Linked DNA regions of Homo sapiens: region 2 is linked to region 1. The links are chromatin loops, found by intact Hi-C in ENCODE. Cell type or tissue: dorsolateral prefrontal cortex. All regions are shown on one strand. Each heading gives the region's core, and the rest is flanking DNA. Links, peaks and the distances in the headings are about the cores only.

Region 1 (7,787 bases), core at 1,451-6,450:
GCTGTCAGGTAACCCTCACCTTGTCCCTCTTCATCAGGCTCATTGCCAGGCTAGTTCTCCTCGTTAATTAGCATTGTCAGGCATGTACTGTTTGACCGAGTAATCTCATATTTAAGCTAGGAAAGGTAGGGGGAAAAAACTGGACCCCTGAGTGTCTTTTGGTTTTTTTTTTTTTTCCAGTAATGACAAATACTGTCATACTCAGAGTGCTTCAGGAGTGGACCTCAGTTTATCCATACTTCCATGGCTCAAGTTGCTAAAAGAGTGCTTCCAGAGGGTTTCCAGAAAAGCTGGACTGTGCCTGGGGACTGTACCCTGGGGGTAACTCTGGGCTTTGGTGAAATAATTTTAATGCAAGTATTGTTAAGAGGTCACTTTCATCTGAGTGTGGTGGCTCATGCCTATAATCCCAGTACTTTGGGAGTCCAAGGCCAAGGCGGGCAGATCATTTGAGGCCAGGAGCTTGAGACCAGCCTGGCCAACATGGCGAAACCCCGTCTCTACTAAAACTACAAAAATTAATCAGGTGTGGTGCTGCATGCCTGTAATCGCAGCTACTCGGGAGGCTGAGGCATGAGAATCACTTGAGCTTGGGAGGCAGAGATTGCAGTAAGCAGAGATTGCAGCATTGCACTGGAGCCTAGGTGACAGAGGGAAACTTTGTCTCAAAAAAAAAAAAAAAAAAAGAATTCACGTTTGTCTGGGTGTGGTGGCTCATGCCTGTAATCCCAGCACTTTGGGAGGCTGAGGCAGGAGGATCGCTTGAGCATGGGAGAACAAGGCTGCAGGGAGCCATGACTGTGCCACTGTACTCTAGCTTTGGTGACAAAGCCAGACCCCATCTGTAAAAATAAATTAAAAAAACACAATTCACTTTCATAATGTAAAAAGCTGCCCTTTTAAGGGATGGAGAGGTATACATTTAAAAGAGATTCCTCCTTCTAGAATTAAGCATTGTAAGCTCCAAATATCTTTAATTCAGTCTTGATAAAAAGAAATTACGATGAGACCAAAGACCACCAGCTTCTGTAGCAGGAACCTTAAGAGCATCCAGTTCCTTTGGAGAATGAAGATTCCTGAGTAAACAAATTACCTCATTAGATAAGTAAGGTAGATTGAATACTGATATGTGAGCTGTCGTTTATTTTAGGTCAAATCTGTTTATTTTGTACTTTGTCACATAAAATTGAGATTCTAAGTTTTTAGTAAGTAAACAAGTAATAATGAAAGATTTGTTTTAATAGCTTCAAGGACTATTGACTTTTTGAAATTCTGACTATTCGTCATAGGAAACGATTTGTTAAAATGTTTGCTATAGGGAGCTGTTCATAAACTCTGTTGTAGAAGGTTGATTTATGCTGCTACTTTGGGGTGCCTGTGTTCACCTCCCTTATCTGGTTCTGATTAATTCATCCAGCTTAAATGGCTCTGCAAACAGCCTCAAAAGTAGAAACACAGCTAGAAGCATTCATTGGTGTAAAAAAGGTTATTATGCAAGTAAAATAAATGATTAATAACATAAAGACACAAAGCAGAGTCTCAGTTTTTTTTTTTTTTCATGACAAAATGGTCAGATCTTCAGGAAATCTTGTTGTCTACTTCTTGACCATTTATCCCTAATGCCTCATTTGTAGGGATCTGTTACTGTGTAACAAATTACCCTGAAGTTTCACAGCTTAAAAAGCAAATATGTATCATGTCACAGGATTTTGTGAGGAATCTGGGTACAGCTTAGTTGAGTTCATCTGCCACAGAGTCTTATAAGGCTTCAGTCAAGGTATCTGTTGGGGCTGTGGTGTCATCTGAAAGCTCAACAGAGGAGTGTCCTCTTCCAAGCTGACTCACATGGTTGTTGGCAGGATTGGTTTCTCATGGGCTTTTGGCCAGAGGTTTCCCTCTGTTCCTCAGCACATTGGCCTCTCTGTAGGGATATTCACAACATGACAGTTTTTAATCTCCAGAGCAAGGGCTCTGAGAAAGAGAAAGAGATGAAAGTCATGGTCTTCTTTTAGCCCACTCTTGGAAGGGACTGCCATCATCATATTCTGTTTATTAGAAGCAAGTTGCAGCCCACACTCAAAGGGAGGGTGTTGCACAGGGATGTGAATATCAGGAGGCAGGGATTTGGGGGGCATCTTAGAGTCTTTCTGCCAACACAGTCAGTGCTCAGTGAATGACAGTGGACTCCCTCAGTCCCTGCTGGATGTGCCATATTGCTGTCTTTCTCCATGAGATGCACACACCAGGGTTTCATGCAGCCTTTGTTCAGATTGACTTCTGGCCCATTGTAATTGAACACTGTGCTGTAAGTTGAGGACTGTTGGGTTTATGTACATGTACAATTTGTTCTGTAACGTGTGCAGAGGTATTTTTGTTCACTTTTTTTTTCTTTAACTCTGAAAAAGGAATTAAGAAGGGAAAGGAGGCTTGAAACCAGAGTCCATTCTAAGGTGATAGTGAGCTCAGTGTGATGGGTGGGAAAGTGGCCATGGAATTTAAAAAGGTTATCACTGGCCCTTACTTGCCATTTAGATCTCAGCTTAAATGTCACCACTTCAGAGAGGCCTTTCCTATCTTATTTATTTATTTATTTATTTATTTAATTTATTTATTTAGTTTTGAGACAGAATCTCTCACCCAGGCTGGAGTGCAGTGGCATGATTTCGGCTCACTGTAGTTTCCGCCTCCCAGGTTAAAGTATTCCTCTCACCTCAGCCTCCCAAGTAGCTGAGACTATAGGGATGCACCACCACATCCAGCTAATTTTTTGTATTTTTAGTAGAGATGAGGTTTCACCATGTTGGCCAGGATGTTCTCAAATTCATGACCTCAAGTAATCTGCCCGCCTTGGCCTCCCAAACTGCTGGAATCACAGGCGTGGCGCCTGGCCCTGTCTGTCTAATTTAAACTAGCCGTTGCCTCACTCTTAATCTGCATAGTCATTAATACTCTCTGATTCTATTCCCTGCTTGTTTACTTGCTCATCTCCCCCAACGAGCACTGAGTGCGAGGACAGCAGGGACTCATCTGTCTTGGTCACCCTCATATTGCCAGCACCTCTCACAGGGCCTGGCAAAGCAAAGGCTCCCAGTATGATACTCAATAGACAAATGAATCAAACACATGGACGTGAACTGATTCCAAGGAGCTTTTTGGAAATTACAGCATCATCATGACTTCCAAAGGAAATGCCATTTATTCAGTTAACATGCATTGTCCATTAAATTATTATTATTATTATTGAGATAGAGTCTCATTCTGTCACCCAGGCTGGAGTGCAGTGACGTGATCTTGGCTCACTGCAACCTCCGCCTTCCGGGTTCAAGCGATTCTTGTGCCTCAGCCTCCCAAGTAGCTGGGATTACAGGTGCCCACCTGTAATTAGCCACCACGCCTGGCTAATTTTTATATTTTTGATAGAGATGGGGTTTCACTATGTTGCCCAGGCTGGTCTCAGACCCTTGACCTCAGGTGATTCGTCCATGTTGGCCTCCCAAAGTGTTGGGATTATAGGCATGAACCACTGTACCTGGCCATACATTAAATTATGAAAAAAAAAAAAAAAACAGCCTCAAGGTGATGGAGCAGCTCTGTCCCACCACTAAGCGCTAGCAGGCCATTTAGCAAGTTCTCTTGCCTCTCCGGGCCTCAGTTTCTTCAGAGGATAAATGAGGGGGCTGTAGATCGGGGGTCCTCAGACTGTGCCGTGTCCAGCCCCAGATCTGGCTCTGGCATTGGAAGTTCCAGATGCTATTCTGTAAGAGCAAGCTTCTTTGCTTGGAATGTTTTTTCAACATTGGTCTGTCATGTACGATTTTGATTATGGAAAGGATTCTGTGGCCAAATAATTTTTTAAAAAGTGAAACCCACAGCACTTCTGTGCCCATTAATGGCCATTCCAGCTCTGCCCAAGCAGGCACTGGCGCGGCAGTTCTGGCAGATAAGAGTAGAAACCCTAAGACCCACAAAGCTTTGGCCCAGGAGAGTCAGTCGGAAGAGCAAGCAGAATGATTTCAGGTGGCCTAGATCCCTTTCCAAGAACATAAAAGAGTCCCCACCCCCAGCCTCACACCTCACGGATGCCCACATCCTACTGCCTTTGAAATGTTAGCATCGATTTTTCTTTTTTCTTTTTTTTTTCTCCCACATTGACTTACTCATTCCGAGATTTCATTTCTGGCACCACACCTCCCACCAGATAGCCAGAGCTTCCAAGCGCCAAGTTTTATAATTAAAATTCTGTCACATCCCCCGAAACGGTGGAAATGGTGCCACGAAGCCTCACAGAAAAGATGTGTAAGCACTTCACCTAGTAATTTAAATATAATACTTCTGGCAGCATTCAATTTGGGGAGTTTTATTCTAATTTAAAGACGATTATGGAGCACGAATATCTTCTGCATTGGGTTCTCTTGTGGCCCGTGCTTCCTTTTGGCTGTCTAGCTTGTCAGCAAACAGCTTGGTGGTGTGGCTGCAGAAGCCCACGTGGACAGTTCTGGCCTTTGGGTATCACCAGGTCCCAGGCATAATTAGTATAAATCAAAATCCTCTAGACTATGACAGGAAAATGGTATGTTTGAACCACAGCTTATTAAAATGACCTACTTAATTTAAGAAAAATAGTGTATCCACTTTGCATGGGAAGCTGGTTGCTTTTATGACAGATTTTACAAGATTTCTCCTTCTTTCTCCCTCTCTCTTTTTTTAAGAAAAGGAAAGCGAATGGAAAGGCCCATTCTACTTCATCCTGGGCGCAGACCCACAGTTTGGGCTGATCAAGGCCTGGTCCACTGGGGACTGTGACAATGGCGGTGACGAATGGGAACAGGAGATCCGTCTAACTGAGCAAGCCGTCCAGGCCATCAACAAGCTGAACCCCAAACCCAAATTCTTCGTTCTGTGCGGCGACCTCATCCACGCCATGCCAGGTAAGACTCGGGTCATCGCTTGTGACCTTTTCTCCTTCAGCCGGTCATGACTGCATTTGGGCAGGAGAAAAAAAGATTTTGCTTCGAAGGCATCTTTGCTCAGTCATGGACCGTTCTTTCGCTTCATGATTGTTGCAGTATCATTGAACATCAGAAAGTGCACACTCATGTTATATTTAGAGTTTGGCGAGATTAATCACAGTAATTAGGCACAGCTACAGTTCTGATGATTTGAGCTTAATATGAAAAATGGAACAGATTCCCACACATCACCTTTCTGCATTTCCAGGGACAAACTTGAACTGCTTCCAGACACTATATCCATAAATATAATCTTCTCTCCTCATTTCCTTTCTTCTTACACTTTTATTTCTCCCTTATTTGTTGGTGCTTTTTTGTTGCAAGTGACAGAAATCCAACTTAAAACAGGATTCCCTTTTTTTTTTTTTTTTAAGGTATGTGTTGCCTAATAGGACTGTAAAGTCTGGGAGCAGACCTGGGTTGCAGGTACAGCTGGATCTAGGGGGTCAGCTTGGTTATAAGGACTTGGTCTCTCCATCACTCTGATCTGCCTTTCTCTGGGTTGACCTCATTTACGTTCAGGCTCTCTCTAGATAGTGGCTCCTGGGAGGTCTACATTTGTATCCTTTTGTCAGAAACCAGAACAGAAAGAAAGTGCCTTATTCTGGATGGTCCAAAGTCCCAGGCTGGCCGGGTGCAGTGGCTCATGCCTGTAATCCCAGCACTTTGGGAGGCTGAGGTGGGCGGATCACTTGAGCTCAGGTGTTCGAGACTAGCCTGGTCATCATGGTGAAACCCCGTCTCTACTAAAAATACAAAAATTAGCCAGACGTGGTGGTGCATGTAGTCCCAGTTACTCAGGAGGCTGAGGCATGAAACTTGCTTGAACCCAGGAGGCGGAGGTTGCAGTGAGCTGAGATTGTGCCACTGCACTCCAGCCTGGGTGAAGGAGTGAGACTCCATCTCAAAAAAACAAAACACAAACAAACAAAAAACAAAGTCCCAGGCTCATACCCCTCTGGCTCACATGGCCCCCTTCCACCAGAGTGTGGGGTCAGCTCCACTGCAACCACGTGCCCTAAAGAACAGGACAGTCTCCCCCGAAAAAAGTGAGATGTTGGAAATTCAACGATGACAGACACCTTCTAGAACTCTCTTCCTATTTATTTTGCCTACTCTGATGTCCTTTTCTCCCAGGCAAAGATAAAGCCCAGCAAGCAGGTATAAGCAAACGGAGAGTGCTCCTGTCCCTCAGGGAGGCAGGGGACCTTAGACCATTGCAGAAAACACAGCAGTGGGTGTGGGTGTCTGTCTGGGGCTAGTTGTACCTTGTAAACCGAGGCTCTGAGTTCTGTGATGATGTCTAACTCCTTTAGAAGCCGAGGTACCCTGTAGTAAGCCTGAGTGTATCAGTTCCTCCTCATGGTGGCTCTTTTTTCTGGCAGCCCACTTATCTAGAACAAAACCCATAATGAAAACATGAGAATGGCCGGGCGCGGTGGCTTATGTGCTTTGGGAGGCCGGGACAGGTGGATCACTTGAGGTCAGGAATTCAAGACCAGCCTGGCCAACATGGTGAAATTCTGTCTCTACTAAAAAATATAAAAATTAGCCGGGTGTGGTGGCAGGCACCTGTAACCCCAGCTACTTGGGAGGCTAAGGCAGGAGAATCGCTTGAACTCGGGAGGCAGAGATTGCAGTGAGCTGAGATCGCGCCACTGCACTCCAGACTGGGTGATAGAGCGGGAAGCTTAGTCTCAAAAAAGAAAAAAAAAAAATTAGCCAGGCGTGGTGGTGCATGCCTGTAGTCCCAGCTACTGAGGAGGCTAAAGTGGGAGGATCACTTGAGTCCAGGAGTTTGAGGCTACAGTGAGCCATGATCGTACCACTGCACTCCAGCCTCCAGACAACAGAGAGAGCCCCTGTCTCTAAGAAAAAAGAAGAAGAAAAGAAGATTTCAAATTTTTCTGTTCAGTGGTTTCTTCTCTTTAAAAACAGAATGTTATAGGGCTCACTGGAATTATATAACATGTTCTCGTAGATGTTTACCAACTTGTTCTGAATTCTGTTGATGTATTCAGTCATATTTCAAAATCAGATTTAAAATAAAAGTTTTTCATGCAATTATGTTGCTTTTTAAATAAGATACACTGAATATACATTAAACACTATAAATTAAAAGATATAGTTTTTATGATCAGCCCCGCCAGTTGGTCAAGACTTCATAAATGTGACTTGGCAAACTTTTGAACGTGAATTTTACATGCAGTGCAACTCAAGCAGAATGTATAATTTGTTCTGGAGACTTGGACTGTTTTCTGGGGTTTTAATTGAACCAGTGAAAGGAATGTAACTGTTTTGAATATTGTGGTTTGAGATTAAACAGAGCATTTTAAAACTAGTTACCATTTTTTAATATGCAATAAGTGGTTTCCCTCTCATTTAGCTCATAGACAGGGTTAGACACTAGAAAGTAATTATTTGCTTTGACTACTTAGCACATTCTTCATTATCAAATGCATATATTAATAGGCAAATAAAATCAGAAAGCATACTTTTAGTTCTACCATAAATAGTATCTTGGCCCTGGCCAGGCACAGTGGCTGACACCTGCAATCCCAGTACTTTGGGACGCCAAGGTGGGCGGATCACCTGAGGTCAGGAATTCAAGACCAGCCTGGCCAACATGGTGAAACCCCGTCTCTACTAAAATACAAAAATTAGCCGGGCATGGTGGTGTACACCTGTGATCCCAGCTACTCTGGGGGGCTGAGGCAGGAGAATCGCTTGAACCCAGGAGGTGGAGGTTGCAATGAGCAAGATTGCACCACAGCACTC
Region 2 (7,787 bases), core at 1,671-6,670, 600 kb after region 1:
CTGTCGTCCAGGCTGGAGTGCAGTGGTGTAATCTCAGCTCACTGCAACCTCCGCCTCCCAGGTTCAAGGGAGTCTCCTGCCTCAGCCTTCTGACTAGCTGGGACTACAGGTGCCCACCACCACACCTGGCTAATTTTTTTTTGCATTTCTAGTAGAGATGGGGTTTCACCATGTTGGTCAGGCTGGTCTCGAACTCCTGACCTCAAGTGATCCACCCGCCTCAGCGTCCCAAAGTGCTGGGAGGTGTAAGCCACTGCATCGGGCCTCAGGATGACATTTCTATGTCCCATTGAGGGTAAACAGATGAAACTCAGGCTAGAGGTAACTGGTTGGCAGGGGTGCGGAGCTCCTGCCACCTCAGTACTACCCTGAGTGCTGAAGGAATCACTATCTCAGCCCTCCCAAGAACCAACTGCAGCACAGTGGCTGGGAAGCTCTGCTCTGAATGAGCAAGCGTTAGCAGCCATCAGAGTAATTACTTTTGTGAAGCAAAATGAGCTCTAATCCACCGTAATCAATTGGCCTATTACCAGCTGCCTGTTCGCCTTTAATTTCACCCTTGCTGGCAGCTTCCTTCCTTTGTGCTTTGTCCAGTGGGATTATTATCAAAGGGGGATTAGTATTATTTTAAATGCCCGTTTAGAAATAGATTCTGGAAAGACGACAGTGACAGCAGAATAATTTTTTAATCTCTCAAAATCCCCATTAAAAAAAAAAAAAAAAAAAAACTAGGCCGGGCACAGTGGCTCATGCCTGTTATCCCAGCACTTTGGGAGACCGAAACAGGTAGGTCACCTGAGGTCAGGAGTTCAAGACCAGTCTGGTCAACATGGCAAAAACCCCATCTCTACTAAAAATACAAAAAAATTAACCAGGCGTGGTGGCGCATGCCTGTAGTCCTAGCTACTTAGAACAGTGAGGCAGGAGAATCGCTTGAACCCCAGAGGCACAGGTTGCATTGAGCTGAGATCGTGCCACTGCACTTCAGCCTGCGTGACAGAGTGAGACTCCGTCTCCAGAAAAAAAAAAAAAAAGGCAGAAGCCCACAGACAGCATTTACAACAACGCTAGGTGACAAGGTACCCCCATAAACCCCAAAATATAAGCAGGCAAGGATAAAGTCACAGCCACAAGGCCTACATGGTATCTGCGTAGAACACAGAGGCAAGCGACAGATCTGATGAAAAGCCCTGAGGAGGACCCCCCCTCAATCACCAACAGACCTCCCAAAATCACCAACAGGCCCCCAAATCACCGGCAGCCCCCTCCCCGCAAATCACCAACAGGTGCTCCTTGGAAGGAAAGTGAAAGGAAAAGAAATCTTGGGGCCCCCATATCACTAAGCTAAAGGGAAAAGTCAAGCTGGGAACTGCTTAGGGCAAACCTGCCTCCCATTCTATTCAAAGTCACCCCTCTACTCACTGAGCTGAATGCCTATCTGGTTGCCTCCTTTGGAGAGGCTAATCAGAAACTCAAAAGAATGCAACTATTTGTCTCTAATCTACCTAGGACCTGGAAGCCCTGCTTCGAGTTGTCCCGCCTTCCAGACCGAACCAATGTTCATCTTGCATATGTTGATTGATGCCTCATGTCTCCCTAGAACGTATAAAACCCAACCATGCTCTGACCACCTTGGGCACATGTCCTCGGGACCTCCGGAGGCTGTGTCATGGGCACGCCCTCAACCTTAGCAAAATAAACTTTCTAAATTAACTGAGGCCTGTCTCAGATATTCGGGGTTCATAAAAGCGTGGTGGGCCACGTTGAGAAGTGCAGTAAAGCCAGGAGATTCTTCCTCTCCCCTAGCAGGTGAGCGCAAGGAGATCCACGGTAACCCAGGCCCACCTCCACTGACTCTCAAATCTGTACTGTCAGGACTCCCTTCCAGGACTGGGCCCTGCAGTGAGGGAAAAAGCTACAGAAGCAGAATCACAGTTTAGCAGGAGCGAGACATTAGAGAAGAGGGAAAAAGAAGATCCAGATGAAATGGGGGATAAGAGCCAGGAAAGCTCAGAAAACAAGCTGCAGTATGCCTAACACCACACGAAATCCACAGGAGAGAGAGCTCTGCTCCCTCTACCACGCCTCTCTCCTAAAGTTTCACTTCCTAACTACACATAAAGAGAAGCAACGGGCCAGGCGAGGTGGCTCACACCTGTAATCCCAGCACTTTGGGAGGCCGAGGCCGGTGGATCATGAGGTCAAGAGATCGAGACCATCCTGGCTTACACGGTGAAACCCCGTCTCTACTAAAAATATTTAAAAAATTAGCCGGACGTGGTGGCGGGCGCCTGTAGTCCCAGCTACTCGGGAGGCTGAGGCAGGAGAATGGCGTGAACCCGGGAGGCGTAGCTTGCAGTGAGCCGAGATCGCGCCACTGCACTCCAGCCTGGGCGACAGAGCAAGACTCCATCTCAAAAAAAAAAAGAGACAGAGAAGCAACAAAGAAGTATCCAATAAAACCATACACAATATTATGAGGAGAAACAGAATAAGTAATAGAATATAGCTGCAGATAAAGATGCGCCAGAAATTCTCAAGTGACTTTGACCTACTGCAAAACAAGCTGGAGACAATACAAAAATGACATAAAAGAACAACGTACGCCAGAACCAGAAAAATGCAGCGAGGTAACCAAACTCAGAACATTAAAGAAAGTATTTCAGAAATGAAGACCAACCTAGAAGGAACACCTAGAAGATGAAAAGAGCAAGTTTGTTTTTTGTTTGTTTTTTTTAGAAAAAGAAAAGGATATGAAGAAAGGGATAGATTTGAGAGGAAGTGACAAATACTGAAGACAGGTAAATAAGATGAACAGAAAACAGAAGCCCCTGGAGAAGAAACCAAAATAACAGGTACTAAAAACTCAATTCAAAAACACTTTGTTGGAATAAAGAGACCCGAAGTTCCACATTGAAAGAGACTGAAAGAACATGCCATGTACCTGAAAATACTGACGGAATGACTAACACCTAGATATAGTCTAGTAAAATCGCTGACGTTTAGAGAAAGAAGAGTTCCTTTGGGCAAGTCTTCTAAGGAGAAGACTTTGACAGCAATGCCTCAAGAAAATGTAGTAACATATTTAAGACTCTCAGAAAATGTGACCTACAAATTTTTGGATCCACAATACTGATTTGTAAGTATAAAGAGCACAAACTAGTAACAACGTGTAACAACTCTGGGAATACTGTAACCATCAACAGTCCCTTGCAGAATCCGTCACAGATGAAGCTTGCAATAACCTAAACGACTAGCAACATACCAACAGAGAACTGGTGGAAAGCATTAAACATAAACTCAAGATGAGACCAGGATTCAAAAGGAATGAGTAAAGTATATACTGGCCATAGGCTCAGGTAAAGTAGATTTAAAATGAATATTTTCTTAAAATGGAAGAAAACAGGGAAACATATGCCAGTTTGTCTGTTTTTGAGACAGGGTCTCACTCTGTCACCAAAGCTGGAGTACAGTGGCGCCATCATGGCTCATTCAGCCTCCAACTCCTGGGCTCAGGCGATCCTCTTGCCTCGGCCTCCCGAGTAGCTAGGCCTACAGGTGTGCACCCCCACACCTGGCTAACTTTTTCTATTTTGTATAGAGATGGGGCTTCGCCACGTTGCCCAGTCTGATCTCGAACTCCTGAACTCAAGTGATCCTCCCATCTCAGCCTCCCAAAGCTAAGAGTACAGGTGTGAGCAACTGTGCCCGGCCCTCACAAGCCAATATTTTTATATGTTCTTGGCAATTATATTGTTGTAGTAGTGTTATTCTAAAACCTTATAGATATCTACACATAGGAATATATATATACACACACACAGACACACAAACACAATTTTAAAATACCTCATCATTTCACACTGAAATTTCCCATTCAAACTCAGTATTACAGGGTTATTTATTTATGCTATTTTATATTTAACCCATATACAAAGCATTCACATACAAAGCATCTCAGGGATACATGGGATAATACACTTGGAATGATCCATAATAACTCATTTGCTTTCTAGCACAATACAGACACAGCCTCAGAAAAATAATACACTATTACGATCAGAGCAGGAACTCCAGAGAAGCCCATGTGTCATCTAGTCAAATATGCTCCTTCCAAGTCACACATGCACAACTGTACAAAGAAAAGAAAATACTACTCAAGTCGGAAAACTACACACACTGTCTGATACTTTGGATGCTGAAGACAGGCGACCACCACTAAGAGCATTGCGTATGCACGATAACAGAGAGGGCCCGGGCCATACCCTGGAAGGTCCTGTTTTGACTCATCTCTGATCTCCTATACAAAAAGTCAGAAGGCCTATCAAGCGAGCTTCCCAACTGTTGGGGGTTCCATGTTTTTTCCAGGACCATGACGGAACATTCAGGACATCTGGCCCCTTGTGTCCTGGGCTGACTCAACAGAAGACAAAAGCCAGGCTGGTTTTGCGAAATCTGGGGACAGCTGGGTGCCGTCCTGACTGAGGGTTGCATTCCATGGAACAGAAAGCAATACGTCTCCAGCATCACACTCCAATGAGCATGACTTAAACCTCCCACCTCTTCTGGCTGCTAACAGTTTACATGCCTCTCCCAGCACCGGCGCCCTTCCAACATAACCACCACCCCCACATCATAGCAAATGGAAGGAACATAAGCAAGGGAGCCCAGAGGAACCCATCAGCCCATGCCCCGGTCCCTGTAACCACGAGATGCTCATCCTGCCAGGGTCCCTGTGCGTCTTGTCCCCTTGAGCCTGCAGCATCTGTAACCTCCAGCCTGGCATTTCCTGCCCTGGCTCCCTCCCCCATGTCTAGTGACTATTGATCATATGAAAACTAAGATGACATAGAGCATTTACCAGCAATGTCTGAAACAGTGAGGACAACGAGGTCTAAGACAAAGTAGACTACGGGTTATCACTAGCCAGCTAACCATCTCTGCACAACAGCTGGAGAAAAGCTAGACAAAAAACAGATGCCAAAAAACTATCATATCTAGGCACAGAGTGTTCTCCCAACAAGAACCTAAGCTCCGTGAGGGCAGGGGGAATTTCATCTGATTGTCGGACTGCTATCTCCCCAGTGTTGAGACCAGCACCCCGCCCACAGCAGGCATTTGGCAAATATTGACTGATTGAAGTTAACACTGTTACAGACAAAGCACCAGATACAGAATTCATTCACTCATTTTAAAAGACTGGAAAAAAATAATTGTATACTGTTAATATATAAAAAACCACTGAATTGCATAGGTGGGTGGGTGAATTGTAAGAGATGTAAATCCCATCTTAATACAGCTATTAAAAAATTCACAATAATTAAGCATCTATTATATACCAGGCATTGAGACAAGCACTGCAGCTGTGAGAGAATATGACAGTCTGCTTGTGAAGATGATAGGTGTAACTTTCATTAAGACCTACACAGATAAACACACACACGTGGGGACAAAGACCACAGGAGGGTCATGAGGACCTAGTCACATCTCGATAATTAAAATGGAGCCATAAAAATCATATAACTGGCATCACATACAAGAATGCTAACGATCCAGCCCAATTCCACTCTCCTCCTACTACTTTACAGCTAAGTAAACTGAGGCTGTGAGTAGGAAAGCAGCTAGACACACCGACACAGAAGTAAAACAGAGAAAAACCTGAACTCAGCCAGGCATGGTGGCTCACACCCATAATCCCAGCACTTTGGGAGGCTGAGGTGGGAGGATCGCTTGAGGATCTCTTGGAGTTCAAGACCAGCCCAGAAAACACAAGGAGACCATGTCTCTACAAAAAGTAAAATGATTAGCCGGGTGTAGTGGTGTGTACCTCTAGTCTCTGCTATTCAGGAGGCTGAGGTAGGAGGATTGCTTGATCCCAGGAGTTGGAAGCTACAGTAAGCTATGATTGAGCCACTACACTCCAGCCTGGATGACAAATTGAGACTCCATCACAGAAAACAAAAAACAGAAACAAAAAAAAACCCTGAACAGCCCGACCCCAGGACCTGCAAATTTTCCCCCACACCACACTGCCTCAGTCATAAACCCTAGTAAAATGTGTATCCCCAGGTTGTCAAATTCAAATCACTGAGAACAAATGAGAATCAACATTTGATAGCAACACTCAGATGTAGCCAATCTCTTTCACAATTCACACTAAAACAACACACAGACACATCCTTTGGTATCCATGGGGTATTGGCTCCAGGACCCACCTCACATACCACAGTCCAAGGGTGCTCAAGTCCCTTATATGAAATGGCACAGTATTTGTAAATAGCCTAAACACATCCCCCGGTAGACTTTAAATCACCTCTAGATTACTTATAATACCTAATATAATGCAAATGCTATATAAATAATTGGTATACTATTTTGGATTTTTATTTGTGTTGTTTTCTATTATTGTATTGATATTTTGTATGTTCTTCCTGAATATTTTCAATCTGCAGTTGGTTGAATCTATGGATGTAAAACCCACAGATACTGAGGACTGACTAGACATAGTTTCTGGAACATTCACTATTCCCATTTCACATAAATGGAAACCGGGGCACGGAAAGGTTATCAGCTTGTCTAAAGACTCAAGCTGCTAAGCAGCAGAACCAAGATTTGAACCTGCACCTGTCAAAAGCTGGGAGAAGAGACATCACTAATGTCTATCAGTCTGCCAGGGCTGCCATAACAAAATACCAGAGACTGGGCAGTTGAAACCACAGAAATGTATTTCTCACAGTTCTGGAGGCTGGAAGTCTAACACTGAGGTGTTGGCAGAGTTGGTTTCTTCTGAGGTCTCTCTCCTTGATTTGTAGATGGCTGCCTTTTCCCCCCACTCCTCACATGATCTTCTCTCTGCCAGTGTGTCCCCTGATATCATTTTTCTTCTTTGTTTTGTTGTTGTTGTTGTTGTTTTAGACAAGGTCTTGCTCTATTGCCCAGGCTGGACCGCAATGACACAATCATAGCTCACTGTAACCTCCAACTTCTGGGCTCAAGCAATCTCCCTGCCTCAGCCTTCCAAGTAGCTAGGACTACAAGGGTAGTCCATGGCTAATTTTTTTTTTAATTATTTTTGTAGAAACATGGTCTTCCTATGTGTCCCAAGCTAGTCTCAAACTCCAAGAGATCCTCAAGTGATCCTCCTGCCTCAGCCTCCCAAAGTGCTGGGATTATGGGTGTGAGCTATTATACCACACCCAACCTCCCCTCTTCTTATAAGGGTATCGGTCCTATCGTATTACAGCCCCGTACTTTTTTTTTTTTTTTGAGACGGAGTCTTGCTGTGTCCACCCAGGCCGGAGTGCAGGGGCACCATCTCGGCTCACTGAAACCTCTGCCTCCCAGGTTCAAGAGATTCTTGTGCCTCTACCTCTCAAGTAGCTGGGATTACAGGTGTGTACCACCATCCCTGGCTAATTTTTTGTTTGTTTGTTTGTTTGTTTTGTATTTTTAGCAGAGAAGGGGTTTCATCTTTTTGGCCAGGCTGGGCTCGAACTCCTGACCTCAAGTGATCCACCTGCCATGGTCTCCCAAAGGCATGATCCACCATGCCCGGCCAGCCCCCCACTTATGACCTCATTTCACTTCAATTACATCCTTAAAAGCCCTATCTCCAGATACAATCACATTGGGAGTTAGGGCTTAACATATATATTCGGGGGGTAGGCGGACATAATTCACTCCATGACCAAGAGTGACCCACTTCTGGCCAGGGGCCAAATTTGCCTGCTACAAATTTATAATAGAGGAAGTTTATAAAAATGCAACCTAGTAATAGATCAGTAAAA

Evidence for each region. A loop is a pair of places that touch in the nucleus more often than their neighbours do. Peaks named below come from ENCODE experiments on the same cell type or tissue, not always from the same donor. Only the 100,000 strongest peaks of a DNase experiment are listed, where the experiment ranks them.
Region 2: it touches region 1 in a loop (7-fold over the local background); 1 of 110 quality-filtered maps calls a loop at or near these places.

What each region holds. Positions count from the first base shown.
Region 1 is chr16:12,778,326-12,786,112 of GRCh38, reverse strand. It overlaps CPPED1 (calcineurin like phosphoesterase domain containing 1), which reads left to right. Exons shown (of 4, transcript NM_018340.3): 2 at 4,710-4,928. Among named protein-coding and RNA genes, the nearest start is that of CPPED1, 22 kb to the left of the region's middle. In dorsolateral prefrontal cortex, for the core only: no CTCF peak of the experiment used is centred there; a DNase peak (open chromatin) is centred at 4,110; H3K27ac peaks cover 368 bases.
Region 2 is chr16:12,175,131-12,182,917 of GRCh38, reverse strand. The region is part of intron 13 of SNX29 (sorting nexin 29); the gene reads right to left. Among named protein-coding and RNA genes, the nearest start is that of SNX29-AS2, 190 kb to the left of the region's middle. In dorsolateral prefrontal cortex, for the core only: no CTCF peak of the experiment used is centred there; a DNase peak (open chromatin) is centred at 4,617.